Linked DNA regions of Homo sapiens: region 2 is linked to region 1. The links are chromatin loops, found by intact Hi-C in ENCODE. Cell type or tissue: ascending aorta. All regions are shown on one strand.

The links. A loop is a pair of places that touch in the nucleus more often than their neighbours do. Peaks named below come from ENCODE experiments on the same cell type or tissue, not always from the same donor. Only the 100,000 strongest peaks of a DNase experiment are listed, where the experiment ranks them.
Region 2: a loop joins it to region 1, with 1.8 times the contacts of the local background. A loop is called at or near these places in 1 of 110 quality-filtered maps.

Annotation. Positions count from the first base shown.
Region 1 is chr7:132,351,251-132,353,750 of GRCh38, reverse strand. All of the region lies in intron 3 of PLXNA4 (plexin A4), which reads left to right. PLXNA4-AS1 (PLXNA4 antisense RNA 1) reads right to left here and starts at 1,417. Exons shown (of 2, transcript NR_199030.1): 1 at 1,370-1,417. RefSeq lists enhancers at 858-1,392, 1,393-1,928. In ascending aorta, no CTCF peak of the experiment used is centred here; DNase peaks (open chromatin) are centred at 633 and 1,380; H3K4me3 peaks cover 1,293 bases; H3K27ac peaks cover 1,914 bases.
Region 2 is chr7:132,471,287-132,473,786 of GRCh38, reverse strand. The region is part of intron 3 of PLXNA4 (plexin A4); the gene reads left to right. Among named protein-coding and RNA genes, the nearest start is that of PLXNA4, 100 kb to the left of the region's middle. In ascending aorta, no CTCF peak of the experiment used is centred here; a DNase peak (open chromatin) is centred at 1,126; H3K27ac peaks cover 1,952 bases.

The sequences.
Region 1 (2,500 bases):
TCTCTGCCTCTCAACCATAGAACCAAGTCATTCATAGACTTATTGGGTCAAATAAGAACAGCAGAGGAAGCTAATGCAGGGATGAAATAAATCATGCTTGTGTTTTTTTGTTTTGTTTTGTAATAAGGTTTTCCTCGAGCTTCAGGAAAGTCAACATCCCAAATAAACAGAACTTGCCAAACAGATATTTCAAGGTGAGATAATATGTATTAGGAGGAGAAACTTCCTAGTGAATATAGGAAGAAATGCAGTTTGTAAATTTCAGCTTTCCAAGCAACTTTTCCAACATATATATATATATATGTTGCATAGAACCGAGTACACAAACCTGTGATTAAGTAATAATGGTAAGATTATAGCAATTGGCATTGCACTGATGCTAAGTTTATACCATAACAATTAGTCCTCAGATGTGATTTAATAAAGGAATAAGCACATATTTAAGAATGGATCTAAGAACAACTTAGAAAGTAATCACAAAAAGTGTTCTGGGATGGAGCCATAAAAACTGGGCCAATAAATCTCAGCCAGCCAACCAGACATTCTGTTATTTGATAAAACTAATAATGCAAAACTTATTGCAATAGCAGAAACGTCATAAAAATGTAGTAAAAATAAACAAGCACATGGCTCTGGCAGAAGAGCTAAAAACAAGCGTGGAAATTGAAGACATCAAAGTATAGCCAAGAAACATCTTGGCAAGTGGGAGCAGGCGACGTTCACATATATTAGTGGAAAATGTTAAGGAATTTGGGATTTTTTTTTCATGTTTGAGCAATATTTTGGGAAGTGATATTTCATACATACTTGTCTCTGTACCAAGATATTTCCCCTCCCAAGATTATTTTGCAACGTACTTGACTGGTGAGGTCTGTTACTTTTATGATGCCTTTTGGTAGAAAGATCTGAAATTTGTACAGCAAAGGGGAGAAGGCACTAAACGTTATTAAGCCTCCTACTCACCACTTTAGCTGTATTATCTCAATTAATTCTCAAAGCAATCCCGAGTGGAAGGAAAGCGTGTTCCTATTTTACGTAGGAGGATGCTGCAGCTTTGAGAAGTTGGTCACAAGTGTCTGGAAACTGCCACCAGCCCGGAGAGTGTTCGCTTCCCCATAGTGTGTGAACTTTTTCCCATATCCCTCCTGTATTCAGGTTCTACCACGTGCCCCTGAGGGTCTTTCAAGGATTGACCAGGCAGGGGATGGGAGGAGATTCAAAGGTCAAGGTAAACTCTGCTTCCAACCCCAAGTCCCCCTTTTCATCACTGTCCCATGAAAAACTCCTGCACCTCCCACTGCCAATCTCGCCCACGGCAGCTTGGAAGCAGGAGGGGGAGGCTGGCCTCCCTCCCTGGGGCTCTACTCACAGTCTGAAGTCTGCTGCCCAGCCTCGGCAGGCACGCACAGCTCTGCACCTCCTACAGCCACCGAGTACCGGAAGCTGGCCAGTCAGGGATGGGCACACGTAGGCGAGAGGGGGGCCTGCTTCGGCCTCTGGGCACTTATCAGAGGAGGAGGAGGAGGAAAAAAGCTGTGTTTTGGATCTGAAAGGGTTACAGGGTCTGCCCAGCCCCTGGGATGGCAGCCAGCAGGGGAAGTGGGGAAGCTGTGAGGAGAATAGCAAGTTTCTCCTTGCAGGGACCCTATTCCAGCTGAATGCAGCCTCCTCGCCCTTAAATCCAATTAAAGGCCGATATTATGTCAGTGGAAATGTATGCCAATCCTAATATAGTCTAATAAGCCTTAAAATAGCACTCTGTAAGTGGAAAGCCCTGTGGTTTAATTTGATTCGCAGCCTAATAACAGGCTTAATAAGAGGGAATTGGCCCCCTTTTATTTTCCAACTGGTCTCTGCATGCTCTTTTCTTCTTTTCTTTCTTTGTCTCCTTTATCTCTTTCTCTGGAACTCTGTGGAATGACCAAGAGAGGCAGGAGTGAGCAGGAGGTGGGCGCATCTTCCCCCACATTGCTTCCAGCTCAGAGGCCTGGTACCTGCTACCTAAGTGTGGTTCTGGGATGTGGCAGGGACTCTAGGTCCTTGGCTGGGTCCTACATGTGACTTGACTCATGGTGCACATGGACAAGGTGCTTCCTGTTGGCTTTGTTGCCTTCCATTGTAATGGAGAAGGTGGATGGGAAGTACCTCAAAGCAGGTATCTTGGGCATGCACCTTTGGATGAGAAAGGACTCATCGCTTTCTTCCTGGGCCTTGGGTCTCCCCTCCCAGGAAGCTGGAGCCAACGGCCATTCTCACACACCCTCTGCTAGAGATGACGGGGTGGCCAGCCATGGGCAAGTCTTATCAACACAATCTGGAAACTGAATCCGCTTTATGGAACTTTGAATCAATTCTTTATAAGGACAAAGGATTCTCAAACATTTAAAAAGCAGAGTTTTTGAATTTAAAGTACTCTTAAAAAACAGCTTTAATGAGATATATTCACATTTGGTATAATTCACCTATTTAAAGAGTACAAGTCAATGGCTTTTGCAATTCA
Region 2 (2,500 bases), 120 kb before region 1:
CCCAGTATGGAATTTATTAGCTTCCTAGCCCTTGTTCTCAGGGAGCTGATCTTCTCTAATATGACTGAAACTGACACAGGAGTGGCCCTGGTGTGCTTGAATATAAACCTGGCCTTTTTAACGTGACAATATTTATTTGCCATCACTATCCATCCCCATTAGCAGTGTGATACGAACCACTCTTTTTGGAGGGTCTTGCCTTCTGTAAGTACCTATGTTTATTTGACATTTAGAAATGTATTTATTTCTTTGTGAGAGGTGTCAAGTCTGCTTTTCTTAGTTATTTTCATACCTTCCTTCTTCACAAAGGTTCATGGGATGCTGTCCATTAGCTACAGAAGCAGGAGACAGGGGTCCCCATCCCAGCAAAGGACCTGCCGCCACTGCCCTCCTGGGACTGCTTTTGGGAAACACTGGGGGAGCCGCTGAGGCCTCTTTGCTCCAGGAACAGGAGGGAGAATCTGACCACCAGACACACTAAGAAACTGCAGGGAAACTGACCAGCAAAAGTGTCCGGCTAAGGAAGCCAGAAAAACCAACTTCAGAGCCATGCAGAGGTAGCTTGAGCCAGTGGCAAGATTTGGGGTTTGCACCTGGTGACAAGTTCTCATCTTTTTCTGCCACTGACTCACTGCAAGAGACAAGGGATCCTTGCCCCCCTTTGCAGGGATTTGGTCTTATTTTCAGTAAATAAGAGGGAATGTGCCCCCACTCTCTCTACCTTCTGCCTGCTGCTGCATTTGTAAATACTCTGCCACGTAACATCCTGATGTGGGCCTGACAGGAGAAGCTGTAACTCCACAATGATAATGTTTAGTACTGTTTGTCACTCATCTCAAACGAAGTGTGTCCGTATCTGTGGACCTGTCCTGGAACTTCAGCTCACTGTGCTTGGGGTTGTGGGGACTCTGAGGAGAGCAGGCTAGTAATGCCCCAGACCCCCCAGCCTGTTCCCCGCTGGCCACGCCCTCACCATCACCTGTACCTGCTCCTTGTGGTCTTGGTGCTCCCTTTTAGTGAGCTGAGAGAGGGGCCCTGTGCCTTTCACCTACATTATGGGACTAGCAGTGACGTCCACTTCCCAGCTTTTCCAGTGATGTTTCCCTGAGCCCTGGGGCTGTTCTGCAAGATGAGATCATCGGTGCTAAATTTGTCTCTGCTGACAGCCTGGAATTGGGTTCCATAGCCCCAGCAGGCTTGGGAGGCGGTCGGCTGGGGGTGTGTCCCGTGCACTGCCCTGGCTCCTGCCATTGCCCCTGCTGCTGTCTGTTGAGAGAGGCTTCCTTCTTCCTCTGAAATTCTTACCTCTCTCTTTTCAGCTCCCAGTTTCCTTGTTCTAAAGATTTGCATTTGTGCCCAAGGAGGGAATTAAAAATATGATAATCATAAGGGAAGCCATGGTAGATATGAAGAATCCAGCAAAATATAGATAATTGATGCTCTTGTGCAACTGACCAGAGCAAGTTAAGAAACAAGCCAAATCCAATAAGGAAAATATTTCTGAGCGAGAAAAGATCTGGATTTTCTTGCCAAAAGACCTTGCTAGGCCCCAAGAAAAATAAATGAAGATATGGGGAAAAAAGTATCAGGGCAAAATTTTTTTATTTTCATGATCAAAAAGCAAGTATGCAGATTGAATCGGAAAGAAAGGTCAGGGTGGGCTCAGATTCCTCAGACTTCTGAGGCTTGTAGACGATAATGGAGCGTGGTTACAAGCAAACTTTACAGAGTGTTTTCTGCAGAGTACAAGTTCCGAGAAATACTCCATCAGAAAAGTGTTTTGGCTTTTGTTTGTTTGATCAAACAAGTTTATGAGGTGCTGCAGGTGTGTCCCTTTTTGGGCAGTTCAATAAAGCACACTCGATGTATTTTTAAATTCTGAGAAAACAAACAAGCCAGAAAGCATACCTGGTTCCAGTAAGAAAGGCCGTGGCCCTGCTTGTTTGTTCTTGCGTGTACTGTTGTTTGGTATGGAAAGCGAGGTGGCTGGTGTTTTACAAGTCCATATGTGGGGAAGTGGGTGAAGGGGGAACCAGAGTTTGAAAGAGCGCCCCTCCTCCTCCTCCCACTCCAAGGCATCTGTGGTCTATCCTTCTGACAAGTGATGTTTGGAACTCAAACGGTCCCAGGGATTAGAAACAAGATCTAGAAGGCCCTTTAAGGAACCAGGGCCATTTGAAACTGGAGAGAGGAGAGAACAGGCTGCTGCTGCTGTCCTGGCAAGGAGACTGATGAGGAGCAGGGCCAAGGTGATCGCTGGGAGTAACAGGTGAGGTGCCCCCATGGGAGGACTCAGCCAGCAGCACTTTCAGAGAAGTTGGGCCATGAAGGGATGAAGGAAGAGGGGCACCTCACCAGGAACGGGCAGTGTATTCCATTCCTAATGCTGTTGTCACAAATGACCACAAATTTACCAACTTCACACAACACACACAACGGTCTATTTGTATTACACCGTTCTTGCATTGCTATAAAGAAATACCTGAGGCTGGATACTTTA